2 separate regions of the Homo sapiens genome follow, and region 1 is linked to region 2. The links are chromatin loops, found by intact Hi-C in ENCODE. Cell type or tissue: prostate gland. All regions are shown on one strand. Each heading gives the region's core, and the rest is flanking DNA. Links, peaks and the distances in the headings are about the cores only.

What was found. Hi-C counts contacts between places; a loop is a spot of excess contacts. Peaks named below come from ENCODE experiments on the same cell type or tissue, not always from the same donor. Only the 100,000 strongest peaks of a DNase experiment are listed, where the experiment ranks them.
Region 1: a loop joins it to region 2, with 4 times the contacts of the local background. A loop is called at or near these places in 29 of 110 quality-filtered maps.

The regions. Positions count from the first base shown.
Region 1 is chr5:64,069,033-64,079,777 of GRCh38, forward strand. No RefSeq gene overlaps it. Among named protein-coding and RNA genes, the nearest start is that of RNF180, 91 kb to the right of the region's middle. In prostate gland, for the core only: a CTCF peak has its summit at 5,696 (motif pointing right); no DNase peak of the experiment used is centred there.
Region 2 is chr5:64,607,651-64,618,395 of GRCh38, forward strand. RGS7BP (regulator of G protein signaling 7 binding protein) reads left to right here. Exons shown (of 6, transcript NM_001029875.3): 6 at 1,511-4,669. The coding sequence ends at 1,602. Among named protein-coding and RNA genes, the nearest start is that of SHISAL2B, 77 kb to the right of the region's middle. In prostate gland, for the core only: a CTCF peak has its summit at 4,915 (motif pointing left); a DNase peak (open chromatin) is centred at 4,891.

The DNA of each region.
Region 1 (10,745 bases), core at 1,519-9,518, 540 kb before region 2:
TCCTCCAAAAGAGAAGTTTTATCTCCTTGAAGTCTGGGTATTTGGTAAAAAATCAAGAAGTTTAAAAAATTATATATTTACCAAAAAAACAAGAGCCAACATTACACTAAAAACAAAATGTTAAAATCAAGAATAAATCAGAAACAACCTTATTGCCATTATTTTTTAATGTGGTTTTAGAAGTTTTAAGCTAAAGCACTGAGACCAGAGTTGAAATAATCAATTCATATAAGTAAGAAATAAAAAACAAGATCCTACATCCCCAACCAAGTGAACAGATCCTCTCTTGGCCAAGGGGACCCCAGGGAAAGCTTGGAAGCTGTGTTCCCAGCAGCCATGACAGGCTGGGAGGTCAGACAGCCTGATTAAACAAACAACTGACCAAGAGATTACTGGATATGGTTTTTAGCACAATATCACATATATCTCTTAGTGATTGTGTTAGCCAATTTGAGTGTTGATTTAGAGATAGATCTGCTCTCTCATCTAGGAGATTTGCAGAGTAGATGATACAAAGCCAATATGGTAGCTCTGTGACATCCTGATGGGAGTACAGGACAAAAGGCACCTCCCTCAGCTATCTGTCCCCACTTTAAAAGAAATCTGTAAAAGTCCCACCCAACAATTCTATTTGCATTTCACTGACTAGATCTGAGTCACTTGGCCATACATATCTGAAAGCAAGGGAAAAAAATGTAATTTTCTATTATAGCTGGCCTCACTGCTACCCCAGGCAAAATTAAGGTTCTGTTGGTAAGGAAGAAAGGAATACAAGACATTGGCTAGGCAACTTGAAGTCTGCCATTCTACTGTAATAAATATAGCACAGTATTAGCATAGCAACAGAGAAATAGCTGGGTAGAACAGAGTAGCAGTCTTGAAATAGATACAAGTATATATGGGAATCAAATTAGATATTATATGTCAGCTTAGAGGGGAAAGATGTTTTGTTTAATACATAAATGGTGCTGGCATAATTGGCCGCTCTGGAGGAAAACAAAGTTAAACACCCATTTTACATAACATATAAAAATAAATTACTAATAGATTTGAAATTTAAATGCAAAAAATAAACATGAAGAAAATTTAGAAAATAAATAATTTTAGAGTGGGAAATGCTTCCTAAGCAGAAAAGGATATGTAAGCATTACACAATTTGAATCCATGAAAATGGAAAATCTATATGGAAAAAGAGGCCATAGACAAACTCTAAAGATGATCAATAGATTTGAAAAAAATAACACATGTGAGAAACACAGGGTTAGTATTTCTAAAGTATCCAAAGCTCCTGCAAAATTTTAAGAAAATCACAAACAACAACATATAAAAATAAGCAAGGAATTAAAAACAGACAACTCATGTAAGAAGAAATTCAAATGGCCAATAAATACATGTAGAAGGAAACATCAGCTGAAAACTAGATGTCAGGGAGATGAAAGGTAAATAAATGAGATGTATTTTCTACCCTGCAGATTAGTCTTGATTAAAGTATGCAAAATCATTTCATGTTGGTGAGGCAGCAGACATTCTCAATATAGCTCATGGGGCTAAAGAGCCATGTATTTTCTTTTTGGGAAGCAATATAGAAAAACCTATTAAAACTATACATATATATATATATATACTCTTTGAGCAAGCATGCTCACTTTTGAAAACCTCTAACAGTTAAAACATCAGTATAGAAGAATATGTTAGAAGATAACACATAGAAATTCCAAGGTTGCTCATAGTGGCAAAAACTGAAAACAATGTGAATGTTAACAGGCACATTGTAAAATAAATGTCATTACCTCCATATTATAAATTATCATGCAACAGCTAAAAAGTGCATGAGATTGAAAAAAAAGTCAGGTTTCAGAGTAAGATATATAAACTATTCCCATTATGGTTTAAAAAAAGGAAGGAAACTCATCCCACAATTGTATATGTGTTTGGTGTATTTGTCCAGACATGATGAATGATGGGGAAGGACACAAATCATATTGTTTACAGCAAAGATTTCAAAGGAGTGGAGCTAGAGATAGGATACAAGGCAGAAAAGTTATTTTGTGTATTCATCTTTGGCCCCTTACTTTCTTCAATGGACATGTATTACTTTTGGGATTTAAAAATTAATTGTGGTTTGACTGCCCATGTCACCAAAGTAATGAAGTTTTGTCAAATAATAATTTTAGTTTTTCCTACAGAAAGAGCTAAACAGATTTTTTTCACCCAACATTTGTACCCTAAAATTGGTTTTACAGGTTGAATTATGTCCCTCCAAAAATATATGTTGAAGTCCTAACCCGCAGTACCTCAGCATGTGTCTTTATTTAGAAATTGGGTCATTGCAAGCATAATTAAGATGAGGTCATATTGGAGAAGGGTGGGCCCCTAATCCAATATCACTAGTGCCTTTATTGGAAGATAGCCGTGTAAAGAAAGAAAGGAAAACTGAAAGAATGGCATGTGGAGATGGAGGCAGAGACTGGAATGATGTCAACTGGTGTTCCTATGAGTCAAGCAACACCAAGGATTGCTAGCCATCACCAGAAGCCATGGAACATAGATTCTCCCTCTTAGAACCCTCAGGAAAAATTAACCCTGCTGACACCTTGATTTTGAATGTCCAGCATCCAGAATTGTGAAAGAATAAATTTCTGTTATTTTAAGCCACCTGGTTTGTGGTATTGTTATGGTAGCCCTAAGAAATGAATACAATGGGTAAATCTGTTTCTTAACTACCAGCATATTTCAATGCATATGAGAAGCATAATCAATGGATTTTCTTTACATTCAAGGAATATAAGTTGTTTCTAGAAACAAAGATTCTCAGTGGCTTGCTTTGAAAATTCTTATTAGAAACTCTATATAAGACAGTTCTAACTTCATTTTCAGCTCATATAAGAAAAAGAAAAGATCTTCAAGAAACATATTCCCAAAACAATGATTCTATAAGTTCAGCATCATATAATGTTACTATTTAAAATTATCTTAAAGACTGTATTCTAGTTTAGCTTAACTGGATAGAACTATTTAATGTGTACCCTCCCTCTACTGCTAGGCACTGTGATTGAGGCTTAGGATATAAGAATAAACAAGATAGATTCATTGATTTAGGATGCTTACAACCTAGTGGAGAACACAGTGCTATGGCAGGGATAAGAATAGTAGGAGATGGGAGAATGGCCACAGCAGAGGGTTGAAGTGAAAATTTTTAGGGAAGATTTCCTCTAAAGAAAGTAACATCTAGGCTGAAACTCAAAAAAAAAAAAAAAAAATAGAGACAAGCAAGTGAATGGGGACGCATTGAAGGGAAGTGTATTCTAAGTGCAGGGGTCAACATGTGCAACTACTAAATGATAGTTTAGCTACTAGAGGTTACAGTGCATAGCCCACTACAGGAATGTCATTTCACAGTGGTGAGAACACAGAGTGTGCTGGAAGACATAGTGAGTTAAGGCTGAAAATTAATTGCAACTTTGTAAACTGTGTTAAAGATTTTAGACTTTATCCTGAGGGTGGCAGAGGGAACAAACCTGAGAAAAGTAATCCAGGCAAAAAAGGTTGGTGCTGGAACTAGGAAGTAACAGCAAGGACAGAAAATACTGAGTAGATGAAAATAGGGTTGGAAAATAGAATTGGTTTGATAATTGAATGGGAGAGTGTGGAAAAGGGAAGGATGAAGGTCAGCTTTTTGGCTAGGGCATCAGGATGAATACTGAAGCCATTTCCAGGAAAGATGTATAAAGTATGAGGGCTGGAGGATGAGGTCAGACATCCCTGAAAAACAATCGAACATCTGGCAGAGAAGGAGACTTAAAAGACATGAAGAAGAGAGTGCCGGAGAGAAAAGAGGAAACCCAGAAAGATATTGCACTTGAAAACTGGAGACACAATGTTCCAGGAAAAAGTGAATGGTCCACAGTATAGATTGTTTTCAAAAGGTCCATTAAATAAGAATTGAGCATGTTTATTGGATTTAGCAAGAAAATGTTGGCTAGTCACCCTAGCAAGAGCAGTTTTAATGGAGTAGTAGGAATAGAAATCAGATTGTTGTGGGCTGAATAGTGAAAAGGAGGGGAAACCAAGAAACAGAAGCTTCAGTTTTAGCAAAGAGGAAAAGCAGCTAGGTTCTGATTGCAAGAGGCTAAGTAAGTTTGTAGATTGCTGGTAGATCAAGTTTGGTGGCTCCCTTTACATGGGGGGAAACCAAGTTACAGAGAAATGATAGCAAATGTTTATCTCTAAAGAGGTATATCAGTTATCATGTTGCATTGAAATTTTAGTACTTCCTTTATACTTTTTTGCATTTCATGTTATTGTATTTTTATAAATTTAAGGAGTACAGGTGCCATTTTGTTACGTGGATATATTACATGGGGTAAAGTCTGGGCTTTTAGTGTAACCATCACCTGAATAATTCATATTGTAGCCATTAAGTAATTTCTCATCTCTCAGGCCCCTCCCACCCTTCCTCCCTTCATGTCCAATGTGTATTATTCCACAGTCTATGTCCATGTATACACATTATTTAGCTCCCACTTATAAGTGAGAACACGTGGTATTTAACTTTCGGTGTCTGAGTTGTTTCACTTAATATAATGGCCTCCAGTTCCATGTACGTTGCTGCAAAAGATATGATTTTATTCTTTTTTTATGACTGAATAGTATTCCATTGTTGATATCTGCCACATTTTAAATTCAATCATCCATTGATGGACACTCAAGTTGATTGCATATCTTTGCTATTATGAATAGTGCTGCAATAAACATACAAGTACAGGTATCTTTTTGATATAATGGTTTCTTTTCCTTTAGGTAGATACCCAGTAGTGGGATTGCTAGATAGAATGCTAGTTCTATTTTTAGTTCTTTGAGAAACCCCCCTACTGTTTTCCATAGAGGTTGTACTAGTTGACATTCCCACCAACAGTGTGTAAGCATTCCCTTTTCTCTGCATCCTTGCCAACATCTGTTAATTTTTTGTCTTTTAAATATGTGCTTCCTTTATGTTGTAAAAATATTATTGTATGGACCAATGAGTCAGTCAAGGTTATGTATTAAGTATATTTTTTGAAGTATATACTTTCCTTTCAAAGAATTTGAATTCCAAGGAAGGAAAAAAGACAAAATGTTCCACACCCAAAAGTGACAGAAGCAGGTCTCCAAATTGTACAGGGAAGGTTATAAGATACTAAACAGTGCCTAAAATGAAATGAAGGCTATCAGGTTCTATAAATGTCTGGTGTGTGTTATCCGAAATCAAGTAGGAATAGTCTACAATTCAAACTAATAATAAAAACACATGCCAGGTGCAGTGGCTCACGCCTATAATCCCAGCTGTTTGAGAGGCCTAAGTAGGAGGATCTCTTGAGCCCAGGAGTGTGAGAACTGCCTTGGCAACATAGATCTCATCTCTACAAAAAAAAAAAAAAAAATATATATATATATATATATATATATATATATATATATATATATATATATATAGCTGAGCTTGGTGGTGTGTGCCTATGGTCCCACATACTTAGGAGGCTGAGATGGGAGGACTGCTTGAGCCCAGGAGGTCAAGGCTGCAGTGACCCTGGGTGACAGAGTAAGACCCTGTCTCAAAATAATAATAATAACAATAACAACAACAATAATAAACCTGATATGGTGTTTCCTGCTTTCAAAGGCTTTTGGGGGCAATCTCCTAAAGTACCAGCAGGTGGGGATATTACAAAAGAGGACGGCAATCACAACAGTGACTTGTTGTCATCACCAACATACAGGAATGAGATGTTAACAGATCAGCAATGGTGGTACCTCCTAAGCATACCTCCAAGTACGCTCCAGGAAATATGACCTTCCTCACTATCCCTAAGAAAAGAGGTTTCCTTTTCTTTGAAATATGTGATACAGTGATTGAGTTGAGTGAAACAATTATTAGTGTGTTTTGGTTTCCCTCATCTCAAATTTTGGAAATGTGGTTACATCATTTTTATAATTAATAATATATGTATAAATTAAGAGGATACAAATGCAATCAGTTACCCCCAAACACACTGTACTTCCAGAGATTAGTTTTAAAATAAAATATGTATTGGCTGGGCTTGGTGGCTCACGCCTGTAATCCCAGCACTTTGGGAAGCTGAGGCGGGCAGATCACTTGAGGCCAGGAGTTCGAGACCAGCCTGGCCAACATAGTGAGACCCTGTCTCTACTAAAAATACAAAAAATTAGCTGAGCATGGTGATGCATGCCTGAAATCCCAGCTATTCAGGAGGCTGAGGCAGGATAATTGCTTGAACCCAGGAGGTGGATGTTGCAGTGAGCCAAGATCATGCCACTGCACTCCAGCCTGGGCGACAGAGCAAGACCCTGTCTCAAATATATATATATCAATATAAATATTTTATTAAATATATATCTTATCAAATATATATATCTTATCAAATATATATATATATACACACACACACATATATATATTTTTTAAGGTAAATTCTGGTGTTTCCAATCTGTGGGATTAGAATTGTTCATAGATGTATGGCATCTATAACAACAAACTTCTACAGGGATGTTTAGGAGGGATTTTTTGTTTAATTTTGTTTTGTTAGTTGTTTGTTGCCTTGCCTAATAGTTCCTATATAATTTCATGTTAAATATAATTGCACTTGGCTGTCTAAGAGTTTGACGGGCTGATTTATAAACATAATTTCATTGGTTTGTTGATTGGTTGGATGGGTGGGTGTTTAGGGGCTTATAGATTGATATTTTTCTGAAATCAGTTTCTGGGTTTACAAGTAATATTTTGAATGTGCCAATTTTGTGTAACATTTTGAGGGAAGGATTTCTGGAACTACCCTAATTTAATGATAAATAGGCCTAGTAAATTATTGCCTGAAATTATTTTGTGTATGAAAAGGCAACTACCAGCAAAAGCATTCTAAAGACAAAAAAAAAAAACTAAGACTTTTTAGTGAATATAAACATGTACACATACATTTTGTAAAATCAAATTTATTTTATGGATTAACTTTCTACTGTCCCCCTTTATTTTAAGGGCACAATAATCATCTCCTGTTTAATACTTCTAAACCTGATTTTCTTAAGAATTGGCTCTTTCTCATCTTATAGACCTCAGGCCTTCTCATTAGGAGATTGCACAGAAAATGTAATCCTAGGAAAAGTAAAAAGACAGAGGATTTCATTCAACCATTGGGGTCTATTAAGAAATAAGTTTTTTTTTGGGAGGCCGAGGCAGGCGGATCTTGAGGTCAGGAGTTCAAGGCCAGCCTGGCCAACATAGTAAAACCCTGTCTCTACTGAAAATACAAAAAAAATTAGCCGGGCATGGTGGCAGGTGCCTGTAATCCCAGCTACTCAGGAGGCTGAGGCAGGAGAATTGCTTGAACCAGGAGGCGGAGGTTGCAGTGAGTGGAGATCGTGCTACTGCGCTCCAGCCTGGCTGACAGTGTAAAACTCTGTCTCAAATTTTAAAAAATAAAATAAAATAAAAATAAGTTTTTAAACTAAATACTGTTTTTATAAGAAGAGCAATGCCAAGCGCTAAAAGGTACAGCAGTTGAAAACCTTGCTAACTTTGTCTCTTGACAGCCTTTCATAGCATGGCTTATCTGATATGGTGTCTAACATTAAAAGTTCTTTGACCATACACAGAGTATGGAATGTCCATATTACAGGCAGTGGAGAAAAACATTGCTTGTGCACCCTGCAAACTTCTCTATCTGAAATGGGAGCACAGACTAATATCTGGGCCAGCCGTTGTTCAGCCTTGCTTGATCAAACATAGCAATTACGTGAAATTGGGGTAATGAGGCTGCTGCCAGCCAACCGGGGCATATTTTATTACATCTAGTTTTCAAAGAAGGTAGAATTAATATATCAAAGCAAATCAGTGTTTGAATATGGCTTTATTTTTTTTCTTATCTAAGAAGTTATTTTGGTCTTTTAGTCTCCTGTGATCTTTATTCTGAGCTACTGTCTACATTGTAAGCCCTGTCTCAGAAATTGTACCCACACTTTGTACAGGAGATACTGTTTCCTACTTTGAAGCCTCTATGAAAACCGTTAAGACCTGAGTAATGATGTTAAGTTCATGCTGACTCTCAGTGTCAAAGACAGGTTTAAAACAAGTTATCTTAAAGCCTGTGATTTTACCATTTACATTTCACTCTTTGGCATCTGTCAATGAATGTTTTCTTTCCAAACCAGAAGGGTAAAAAACGAAATTCCTTTTAAAAGATAAATTACCCCTTATATTCAATCTCACCAAAACTACAATGTTTGGCTTCTATTTGTCACCTGAAGAAGGCAGTTCCCTGGTATTTTCACCCTACGATTTAGCTGAAGCATTCGCACTTACGCACCGTATAGATAAAGCAAGTTCCTACAGAATTCAGGCAAAAGATTATTTCTTTGCCTCAATTTCATCAGATGAGTGCTTTGGACTATGGATTTTGAGGATATTACCACAAAATCATTTTCTAAACCACCTTATGTTCTGTTTAAATGTGCTTTAAATGTTATATTCCGTGGAAGTTTATAATCCCTTGAGGGGAGGTAACAATCAGAGTAGTCTAATTCTACATCATTTGATCGAGGGATTAACTACTTGTATCTTAAATACTAGATAATTGAACGGAAAGGAAAACTTGCAACCATTTAGAAGTCAGCTGGTCGGGAAACCACCGATGGAGAAATTACAGAGTGTGGAGAGGTTTCCATGAGTAGAAACAGCTGCAGTGCCTTTTTAACATCAGAACTGAATAATGCCCGGAAAAGTTTCATGTTATGCAATGTGAGGCATTATTTCTAACATTCTGAAATAGATCTTGTGGTTTGAATATTTGTGCAGGACCACATAGTAGTACAGTAAATGAATGGAGCATTAGAAAGGAAAACATAAATTATAATAGTAATTTCTGGCCGGGCGAGTTGGCTCACGCCTGTAATCCCAGCACTTTGGGAGGCCGAGGCGGGCGGATCACGAGGTCAGGAGATAGAGACCATCCTGGCTAACAAGGTGAAACCCCCGTCTCTACTAAAAATACAAAAAAAAATTAGCCGGGCGCAGTGGCGGGCGCCTGCAGTTCCAGCTACTTGGGAGGCTAAGGCCGAAGAATGGCGTGAACCCGGGAGGCGGAGCTTGCAGTGAGCCTAGACCGCGCCACTGCACCCCAGCCTGGGCGACAGAGCAAAACTCCGTCTAAAAAAAAAAAAAAAAAAGAAATTTCTAAAGCTTACATGTTACATGTTATTTGTCAGGGACTATTGTGAGCGTTTTACATATACATGTTTTAGTTCATTTAATTCCCACAAACACTCTTTTTTTTTTTGTTTTTGTTTGGTTGTTTTTTTCTTCTTTTTTTTTTTTTTTTTTTTTTTTTGAGATGTAGTCTTGCTCTGTCGCCCAGGCTGGAGTGCAGTGACGTGACCTCGGCTCACTGCAACCTCCGCCTCCCGGCTTCAAGGGATTCTTCTACCTCAAGCCTCCGGAGTAGCTGGGACTATAGGCTCGAGCGCCACCACTCCCAGCTAATTTTTGTATTTTTAATAGAGACCAGGTTTCATCATATTGGCCAGGCTGGTTTCGAATTTCTGACCTTGTGATCCGCCCGCCTTGGCCTCCCAAAGTGCTGGGATTACAGGCGTGAGCCACCGTGCCCGGCCCCACATTACTCTTACAAAATAATTTTATGCTCAGATGCAGTGGCTCACACCTGTAATCTCAGAACTTTGCGAGGCTGAGGTGGGCAGATCGCTTGAGCTCAAGAGTTTGAAACCAACCTGGGCAACATGGCAAAACCCCATCTCTACCAAAAAAACAAAAACTAGCCAGGCATGGTAGTATGACCTTGTAGTCCCAGCTACCAAGGAGCCTGAGGTGGGAAGATCACTGGAGCCCAGGAAGTTGAGTCTGCCATGAGCCATGATAGCACCAGTGCGCTCCAGCCTAGGCAACAGTGAGACCCTGTCTCAAAAATAATAACAATAACAATTTCTATTGTTACTTCAATTTCTTTCATTTTTTAAAATTTGACATATGATGTACACACAGAAAAATGAGTTTGGACAAATACAAGATATAGAATAAAACAATTCATCATCCCAAAAATCACTTCGTGCCTCGTCCCTGAATCACCATCTCCAGTGATAACCATCTTTCTAATTTCTATCACTGGACTTTAGTTTACTGTTAGAGAAGTACATGTAAATGAAATGATACAGTTTGAACTGTTTTTTGTCTGCCTTCTTTTGCCTGAATTTTTTTTTTTTTTTTTTTTTTTTTTTTGAGATAAGAGTCTCACTCTGTTGCCCAGACTGGAGTGCAGTGGCGCAATCTCGGCTCACTGCAACCTCCGCCTCCCGGGTTCAAGTGATTCCTCTGCCTCAGCCTCCCGAGTAGCTGGGACTACAGGCGCACACCACCATGCCCGGCTAATTTTTGTATTTTTTAGTAGAGATGAATTGATATTTTTAAGATTCACCCATGTTAGAGCATATATCAATAGTAAACTGTTTTATGAATACACCACAATTTATTTTCCCATTTTCCAATTGAACATTTGTGTTATTTCCAGTTTTTAGCTATTATGAATAAAACTGCTGCCAATACTCTGATACAAATCCTTTTTTGGACATATGATTTCATTTCTTTTGAACTAGGATTAGAATTATTATGCCATAGTTTAGGTGTTTATCTGGTATCATATCAAATTGTGAGACATTTTCCCCAAACAGTTGTATCATTTAAC
Region 2 (10,745 bases), core at 1,252-9,251:
ATAGATTATAAATGCTTCTTATCGGACGGAAGGAGTCTGTTTTATCAGTCTTAAGGTCTCTGTGTTGATGTTAACTCCAGTCAGCTTTGTCTAAATTCCAAAAGGGAGGAGGATATAATGAAGAATGTTCAACTGCCTCTTCCCAACATGGCCTGAACTAGCTTTTCAAGTTAACTTTGGAATGCAGTTGGCTGAGAGGAGGGGGCCATTCAGGTGGTTGGGGGGTTTACAATTTTATTTTTGGTTTACAGCATCTAGGCTCAGTAATCAGGAAAAACAAGCCCTCTTCTACGAATCAGTTCGATTGAGGTGGGGCACATTCTTCACTTTAGCTATCTCTTCATCTAACTTCTGCTTCTGTGCCCTTTGCCAAGCTTCCATCCCCTTTAAGGTTAGGACAGGGAAAGGAGGGAACTCCTTAGCCCCACTCTGGAAGGAAAGTGCAACTAGTCTTGGCGGAGCTTAGGTACGTAACAGTCACCAATGCCAACCATCTTGTTGCCCTTAGCTCCAGTCTGACCATGTCATAACACTGCCCCAGTTGGAAAATTCTAGATTATCCCCTCATAGTCCTTTGCCTCTGGGACCCACATTGACAAGTTCTGCTTCAACAGGATATTTCTACCCACCTTCTCTTTTGCTTTGCACTTTTTTAAATAACCCAACTCTTTAAACCAGATTAGATTTACTGGTTTATTTCTACCTCTACCTGTCATCATCCTAAAAATTTCAAACCAAAACTTATTAATTCAACAGCTGGCAGTCTTCTATGAATGCCCTTGTGTACAGAAATCTATAGAAAGTGCTGGGGAAAGACTCAATAGGAAATAGTTGAAACATGAAGAGACATGAAGTCAATGAATGAAGGTGTGATAATGATCCAATGTAAAGGAAAATAGTTAATAATAGCTATTTTAACTAAACGCTTCCTCTATGCTAGACAGTAAGCTACTCACCATAGCTAAATGTTTTTCATAGATTATTTCATGTAATCCTCACCTGGGCTAAGTTTTATTAAACTCTATTTTACAGACAGCTTAGCAAGCTTCAGTTACATGTTCAAAGTCACAGAACTGGCAAATAGCAGAGGCAGGTTTAGAAAAGAAGCCAACCTTACTCATAAGCATGGGTTCTTTCAAATAAGGTATATACGTTTCCCAACTGAAAGATTGCCTCTAAGCAGTTTCAATTCAATTTTAAGCAGTGGTTCTCAGCCTTGAACTCTTTTGCCTCCCACCCCAGGGAACATTTGGTCATAGCTGGGGATATACTTGGTTGCCACAAATTGTCATACAGTGCTACTGGCATCTGATGAATTGAGGGATGCTACTAAACATTCCACAGTGCTCAGGACAGTACCCCACAACCAAGAATCATCTGGTCCAAAATGCCAACAGTGCTGAGGTTGAGAAATCCTGATTAGGAGGATGGTGGATTTTTAAAGCCACTTCCTAAAAAGCAGGTTGTTGTGTCTATACCTCACTTATGTGCACATTATGTCCCATCACAGATGACAGCAGCCTTCTGAATCTAACTCCCTACCCCCTGGTGAGAAGACGGAAGAGAAGGTTCTTTGGGCTGTGTTGTCTCATCTCAAGCTAGGTGGCTCCTCCTGGAAACCCACTGAGAACATCTGAAAAAAAATCACAAAACCCGAGGACCTCCAGACAGCTGAACCACACAGTTATTGGTTTTTGACTATGTTTTCTATGCTTCCTTATTACTTTTATCTGCCTCCCCCTGCCCTTTTAAATGATTTTACACTTGAAAGCAGCTGCCGTCAAGAAAAAAAAGAACAGATTCAAAAACCAGGCTGTTTTTAAAAGGGAATTTTAAAGCTGACATTGTGCATGTCTGCTCCAAACCACGCCATGACAGATGCAAGAATTATGATTTTTAAATTATTTAAAGGTTTTTTAAATGTATTATACAGAGGAAAAATATTTCACATATAATAGTATATCTATAGCTCTTGCTGATCTCATGTTAAAATTTATCGTATATGAAAGAAGTCTTTAAACATAGAAATCTATTTAAAACTGAAAAACTGTGTTCAAAAATCCAATCTATCAATATCATTAGAAATAATATTATAAGCAAACATATACCACCTCACCTATTGCTTTCTCTGCACTCATTTACATTTAGTCTTCCATTCTGTCAGAATCTAAGAGCTTCAACATAAAAGTATCTTAATTTATAAAGCAACAAAAACCACATATGAAAAGTACTAAAATTTTGTAAATACACAATAATCCTAATACCTTCGTACAAATGCATATGGGCAACTAATTTCTTTTTGATCCAATGATGTCTTTTTCAGCTTCTTGGAGAATGAAGTAATCCAGTTAGGAAATGGTGTAGTAACATATACAATTGCCCTCAAATGTAAAATCAAATATTATTACATTTTGTTCTAATTGAAATCTGAAGCATGGTGTCTGCACATCAGCATAGTGTTAAATCTTATAGGGCATGCTGGAATTAGCTCAGATTATAAAAATATTTAACATTTTACATTGTTAATAAAGTTTTTTAGTTAAGCTAAGCTTGTCTCATTTTAGATGACTATGCAGATAAGATTTTTCCAACGTGTACTTGGTGTCTTGTCTTATGCTTAGACTCTTGAAAGCAGGACACATTAAGCAATACTATATTTTAGAAAGGAGGAAGCCACATGCTTTGTTTTTCTGCTCACAGCTTTGTTGTGATCTTCCTTCACTAAACTTGTAACATGGTACAAATTTTGTTATACCGTCTCCTGTTCTTCCTTTGGCCCATTTCCCAGACAGAATTTCCCATGGGTTGAGAGATCAAGTCTTTGCACTTTTTTTCTTGTTTTCCATAGTCTGAAAAACCTTCAAGTCAGACAGGAGGCACCAGTGTCCAGTACAATAGAAGGATGAGCTAGATGCCGATAAGTGGTTTATCCAAGACACATCTTTAGTCCCAACCCTGTTCTTTACCAATACTTATGTGCACAGGCATTTATATGTATACCAATATTTTTACCTAAAAACTAAATATATTAAGGCCTTTTGCTTTAGTGAAGATGAACTACTGTAATAATTATTGTATTAGGTTGAATTATATGAAATTTCCTATATGTGACTGTTTTGACCTACAAAATGGCAATTTCTTATAGTTCACCCTAATATCCAATGTGGAAATTATACTTGGAATTGTCTTCTAGCTCTTTTGATTGAAAGTGAAAGAATTAAAGGGTTGGAAGAGAACGTTATACAGGTCTCTATTTAGATCATACCAGCTGGTTTTTGGCCTTATTCTTTGAATCTAGAGTTGTGTTCCAAGGAACCAGTAATTAATGCATGGTTATAGGTATACCTGGCTTCAAAAAAAAGAAGTAGCCGTGGAAAGCTATATGAGAAAATCACAATTTTCTGAATCAAATATTTGTAAAACAATTTGGCTATTTAAAGACTCTTAGGGTAAATACTCCCTGGAAAAGCAAGCAATCCAGACTTATCTGGTCTGCAAACCTTGATTTCAGCTTAATATCCTTTCCTGAATCTAATTCATTTTCACCCACTAAGGTCATTTCATTTAAGATCCATTGTTTTTGAAATTTTGAAGTAGCCCAGTTTGGCAGCTCTCAGCACCTGCCTCTGCCCTCTCCTATACTTCAACTATATTGAACTCTAGCTTCAATCTAGTTCCTACTAATCCATGCAAAAGTTATTAACTGATAAGCCCAATCTTGTTCAGCACGTTCTTCTAAATGCCTGACCTAAATAACTTCTGCTTGGTTAACTTGTGTTCATTCTCACCTTAGCCTCAGTGTGAAAGTAACACTTACCTTCTGTGCAATTGTCCTTTGTACAACTGAAGACTGTTAATAAATTCAGGTCTCACCTCCATGTCTGAAAAGGCTATAGTAGCTATTCATGGAGATGGGAATTTGTCTAATTACCTAGCCAGAGTTTGCATATTTAAGGTAATATATTCAGCTACCGTATCTTTTATTCATAGTGCCTGTTTTCCAGCCTTTGATCAGTTTTGTAGTTCCCGTGGATAAACTCCAAGATCTAAAGATCCTCTTTCAGTAGCATATACTAAAATTAAGTTTAGTGCTCAAAACCCTGGTAACCTACACTGGCCCAAGGTTACAGTAGGTAATTCACCGTCTCACATTAGACAGGCCAATGCATCCCTTAGGAGCTGCCCCACTCTCCTCTCACCTACCAAAGGATTTTCTCAGGTGTGGTTCCAAGCGATAAAGTTCTACTGTCTCGGCTTCCTGCTGGTAATTCGCTTTCAGATTAGCAATAACACTGAGCTGATCTCTAGGGTTAAGAAGAGAACATTGAACTCATTTTGTCGCATGTACCCACAGGCTTGAAACAGAAAATGATGTAAACTTTTGTGGCATACATTCACCCATTTTCCCACCATATCTTTACTATCCTGTGTTGATTTTTTTTTCAAATTACAAAGACAATACATGTTCTTTGTGGGAAATCTGAAAAATACTACCAAATAGAAAATAAAAATCACCTGAATTCCACCACGACCACATTGTTTAAAACCACATTTCTGGGTTTTAAATCAGTCAGTGGCTGGGCCCAAAGGCACTTTTGGGTAAGATAAGTGAAGAAATGCCCACAAGGCCAAGGTGTCACTTAAAAAAACAAACAAAAAAAACAAGCCAGAAAAAAAAAATTCTGTCCGCTAATGTTTTGCACGCATCTAGGAGCAGACTCACTGCAAACCTCTGGTTATGCCATTATTCAGGGGTATAAAGAAAGCTTTAGAAGTAGCATAGTCCTGATGCCTCCTCTAATGAGTTAAAGCTCTTGGGGGAAATTCTAAAATTGCCAGACCATTTTGTTTCTCTGTGCTCCTACGAAACCAGTCGGGATACTGAGTGTTTGGCAATACTGCCACCTACTGAAAGCTGAGCTTCAGAGTGAGGTGAAATAAAGACAGAATGTAAAAGCATCTACTTTGTTTTAAACAGCAAACAAATGGACCAGATTAACAATGATCCCATCTGGAATTTAAAACTCTGAAAGTGTCAACATTGAAAGGATTAAGCATATCATCCGGTCAAACTTCCCACCCTACCCACATACCCAGGCAACGTCTATCATTTCTTTGTCTTAGGAATGTCACCAAATACAAAATGCTCAACTTTCAGGTAACCATAGGTAGGATGAGAAAAAGCTGTGATACTATTGGCCTCAGGATAAATTATTAGAATTAAATATATAGACCATAATAGACCTAAGAATATAAAAGAATTGGGTATATTATAAAAATGACATTTCAGATCTATCAGAAAAGTTTGGATTATTAATTTATATTGGGATAGCTGGTTAGCTATTTCTTGAGAGAAATATTAGACCTATACCTCATAATTTTTATCAGAATAAATTCCAGATGAAATAAAGATTTACATATTCAAGCACATAAATAAACATACAACAAGACTAGCAGGCAATGTGAATGGATATTTATATAATTTTAGTGTGAAAGAAGCCTTTCTTTGAGTGACACCAAAGGAAAAAAACAGAAAGAAAGGATGGATGGAATTTGACTGATTAAAAATGCTAAACTCCTATATAGTAAAAAATAACAAACCAAATTGAGAAAACAATATATGCTACAAAAAGTATAGATCTCAAATACATATTAAGAGCTTAAACATCACTACTTTTGGGACATTTCCATGATCTACAATCCCCTTCTCAACCAAGTGTTTCCATTTCATTCTTTCCTTATTGAACGTTTTCATTATTGCTTGTTTAATTGCCTGTTTATCCCTATTAAATTGGAAGTATAAGAAGGCAGCAACCATGTCTATTTTGCTTATTGTTGTATCCATAACACCTAACACAGTGCTACACAAAGCAAATGCTGAAAACATACTTATTGAATGAGTGAATAATGAATGAATAAATGACATTTTATAATTCAAGGAGAATCAAACTTTCCAACAGAAAATTGGACCAAGAACACAAACTGGCAATGCACAATAAACTAAAATAACCTACTAATAATAAATATGAAAAAGTGTTTTAATATACTAGTAATAAAAAATGCAAGTTAATATGATATATTCCTTTTTATATGTCAGAAAGGCAAACGGTATAAAGAATTAAAATTCCCAGGGACAAAAAGGAAGTACAGAAATAAACCTCTTACAGAGTCAACAGGAATGTAAATTGATTCCACCTTTCTGAAAAAATATTTTGGTAATATAGTTTTCCTGCATGCCTAGTAATTCCACTTTAGGGAAATTCTCCTTTAAATGGGTCAGAAAATAAAATGAGCTAAGATGTATTTATTCATTATTCAAAAAGTATATGCAAGAAAGGATGTTTATAGCAGCATTATTTGGATAAGCAGAAAAATGTAAATAAGCCTACTTTATAGGGTTGGTTAAATATGGTACATCCTTTCAATGGAATACTGTGTACCAGTTAAGAATAAGCACCATATGTGTATTTATTGAAATGTACAAGCTATATTGTTAGATGAAAAAGGAAGTTATAGAGGAATATTTATAGTACGATCCCTTTTTAAAAATATATGTATGCATGTGTGCATTAAAGAGTCTGAAAGGATACTTGCCAAAGTGTAAAAGCATTTATCTCTGGGAGGTGAGATTTGGAGCAATTATATTTTCTTTTTGCATATCTGTAACTTCTAATTTTCCACAATGAGCATGTAGTGTCTGTAAAATTTTTCAGGGAATAAACAATGATGTTCACAATATATATTAAATGAAAAACACATGTTATAAAACAGTATGTATAGTATGACACAATATTTGTAAAAAAGAAAATTATATATAAATATATCTATGTATGTATATATATGCATAAGAAAGCTAGAAGGACATACACTAAAATGTTAATAGTAGTTATGGGTAGTGGGATTATGGGTGATTATTTTTTCTTTTTGCTTTTCTGTGTTTTCTAATTTTTCTACAATGAACATGTATTACTTGTGTAATAAAAACTAATAATAAAAGTTTTAAAAAATGAATATGTGAGAGGGACATTTTTGACTCACTACTTGTCTTCATCCTCTTCCCCACCCTATTCCCATCCCCTCCTTGGCTTATTCTTTGTCAAAATATGGGCAGTGGGGATATGGAGAGGAAACAACAGGGCGCCAGAGCTTTTGAGAATAGAAGAGACAGAGAGACACAAAGATGGGTGAGAAGGAAAGAGAGAGAAAGGAAGGAAGGGCCTGGAAAAGAAGGTAAGAGAGAAACAAAACCTGGTAAGTGAAGTCACTAGAGGAAGGAGTAAAACAGATTTAGAAACTTTTTCACTAACAAGAGCAATGTCTTTAAATTTAGCTCAGGGTTTCTGATAGCTACAGCAAGAAAAAGAAATACATTAAGTTAAATAATTTTGTTTTCTAATAAAAGGATACACACACACACACACACACACACACGCACACACATACCCCTACATTCCTGGAGAGATATCTAGAAATGAAATTCTGACAGGAATGTATCCCAAGAAGGTTTTCAAGGGGCAAACTGTTGTGGTCCAGCTGGATGCCAAGGGCTGTACAGTACAGCTTGGAGTTCATAGACTTTCATGTGAATCTCAGATGTGCTGCAACCAAGTACATGCCTATGGCTAGCAGTTCCAGTATCCATTCTCTCCTTTTCTTCTTTAGTAATAGAGAACCCAAAGACACCACTAGTCACCTAAAGTAAGACTCCCATTTCCCAGGCTCCTCTGCATGTGAGTGTGGCTGTATAACTGAATTTGGCCAGAAGTGTATGAGTAGAAGTGCACAATTTCCAGGTAACATTCATTAAATAAAGGGCATGCATTTTCGTGATCTTCTTTTCTTCCCTGTGCAATGAGAACACGAGCGTGGGAACTGAAGCAACCATGCTGGATCCAGAAATGGACACCAACTGAAGATGGCAGAGGTTCCCTATGTCAACCTAAAATAATCAAAATCTAACTTAAAGAGAGTTTCTTGAAGCCCAAGTGGGAAGATGTACCACCCAGAAACACCACCTCCAAAGGAATAGAGTCAGTGTTCGAAAGTAAGGAAATTAAGATTTCATTTCTATAGGCAGAGACAGAGGAGATTTTAGCAGAATTACCTTATTCATACAAGGTTGGCACACATAGCAATTTGCTTATAGGCAGTGTTTCTTTCTGGGAAGGGTACACTTGACACACTCTTACAGAGGGTGTAATAACCATGGGTTTTCTGTCATCTGGTCTAGGCAAAGCAGGACAACAAAGGAGAAATTAATCTAAGAGTCATTAATTAAGAAGGCAGGAGGTTTTGTTCCTGATGTTTAATTCTCTCTAGCCATTGAACCGAACGAGAAAAATAAGAAAGCAAGTTAATCTATAAAACAAGAACAGAGATTGTAACCATATTTGACTCAGATCACAGTCATATCTCTCTCAAGGCTTAAAGTATTTGGTGTTTAATTCTCTCCAGCCAATGAACTAAACAAGAAAAATAAGAAAGCGAGTTAATCTATAATCTAAGAGCAGAGATGGTAACAATATTTAACTCAGATCACAGTCATATCTCTCTCAAGGCTGAAAGTGTTTGGGGGATTCCAATAGCTCTTAAATTTTATTTATTTTCATATCTAGCAGCCCTGGGCCACCTACCTCCATCCTAATACCCACAAAAATAAATAAATAAAGTAATGTCTACCTTGTTTAAGGCATTATGAGGTGCATCTTTGTACAGAAGAGCCTGTTCACTAAATTAATTTCCATATGCCTCAGTTTCCTCATAGTAAAATGGGGATAATAACACCAACATCATAAGAGGTTCAACCAAATAACTGTCTAATTACTTGCTTAGAACTAAAGCTCTTTTATGGAGAAAAAATCAAACAAACAAAACATTGCACGATACCGTACTGGAGAACATTGGGGAAAGGAAAATCTTTTAAAAAGTGTTTTAAATCAAACATTAATTGATTTCCATGTGGAAAAAAATGTAAACTTGACTGCTGCCTCATGTCATGCACAAAAATTAATTCCAAATTGATTACTGATATAAAGTTAAAAAGTAAAAAGTACAGAAGATAATATAGGAGAATATCTTCACACCTGTAGAATTGTGAAATAGTTCCTAACAGGACACACACCACTTTGGAAAACTGTTCAACAATATCTGTTATCTAGAACATTTGTGTACCCTCTGATCTAATAATTTCACTCCTAGATAGAAACCCAACAAAAACATATGTGTGTGTATTCAGACAGGTAAAAGAATATTCATAGCTACATTATTTGCAGCAGCCAAAAACAGTAAACAATTCAAAGATCCATCAATAGAAGCATGGAATGAGCAAATTGTGGTATATTCATGCAGTTGAATGCTATAGAGCAGTAAAAACAAATAAATGAACTACATTACAGCTACTTACAACCATATGAAAGAATATAACCATAACAATGATGAGTGGACAAAAGCTAAGTGTGAAAGAATGCATAGTGCTACAGCAGCCAACATTTACAGCAGCTGAGAGACAATATTATGGCCCCGTGACACAAATCTGGGCAGGCACCACAGCATTTATGACAATTCACCCCTTGCATTGCTCAGATCCACTTGCTTCTCACATTAAATTTGCTCCATCCAGATACAGTTTCTTCTGAATTCTGCTGTCACAATTCCTGGAGCCATAAATAAAAAGAGGGATAGTGGGACAAACCACAGCCCCCACTTATGCATTTGGTCCCAAGATTGTATAGCTGATCCTCATCATCTCCCTATTCTACCACCCATTCTAGAACCCTTCATTCTAGGCTGGCCCTTCTGGGTTGCCTGGTAGAATGGCTAGACCCTCACCAAGGAATATGAGGTCCTGAGGGTTACCATGCTCTTATTGGACTGTGTTTGCTGTTCTTTTTGACTTACAGTTAAACCTGGGTATGAGAATACCAAGAGAGGATGCATCAACCTGAGTGCCAAATATTTACCTGCATCATGATTATTTTGCAGTAGCCCTCTCATGCCATGAAGATCAGGGCCAGCTACCCCTGTCTGTATGATAACTCTTTTATTTGCCTACAAGTTAACTGGCATAAGGAATCTAAAGTGACTTGGTAACAGCTGTAGCTTAAAGTTTAGTGGGACTCATTTTCTCCCCTCTAGGACCCAGGATCTCTAGACCTACAGACACTGAAGTTATAGAAATGGGAAGCATACAGTGGATTACTGAGGCCACTCTTACTTTCAGCCTTTGATTTTTGGGCCCATATATTCTATCTATTGGAGACACAACCATATAGCGACCATTGGTTTAAGGAGAATAGTGCATCCTGGAGGATAACACCCAATGTTACAAGGTATCCTCTCCTTTAAGAGCATGTCATCACTCCATCAGGGTGGAGTATGTCATAGGAACAGTGAATCCAGTAGTCATGTTTTCTCTGATAACGTTTCCTATAAAATGGGACCCTTGGTTTGAGGCAGTGGTATGCAGGATCTTATTTCAGTAGATCACACGTCAGTGAGTCCACAGAGAATGGTGCTGGATGAAGCCCTGCAGACAGTAAGGGCAAACCTGCGTTCAGAAAACAGGTTAATCCTAGTCGGGTAGATGCCGTCAACTTACCATCAAGTGGCAGGTAGTTCCTATCGAGAAATGACATTGTATCATGGGCACAGTGTCAATCTCTGTTACCGATAGGTTGGACATTCAGCAGGCCGAATGTCTGCCAGCCTTGGTGAGAAAGGCTTGCATTAGTTTCCTGTTTTTGCTG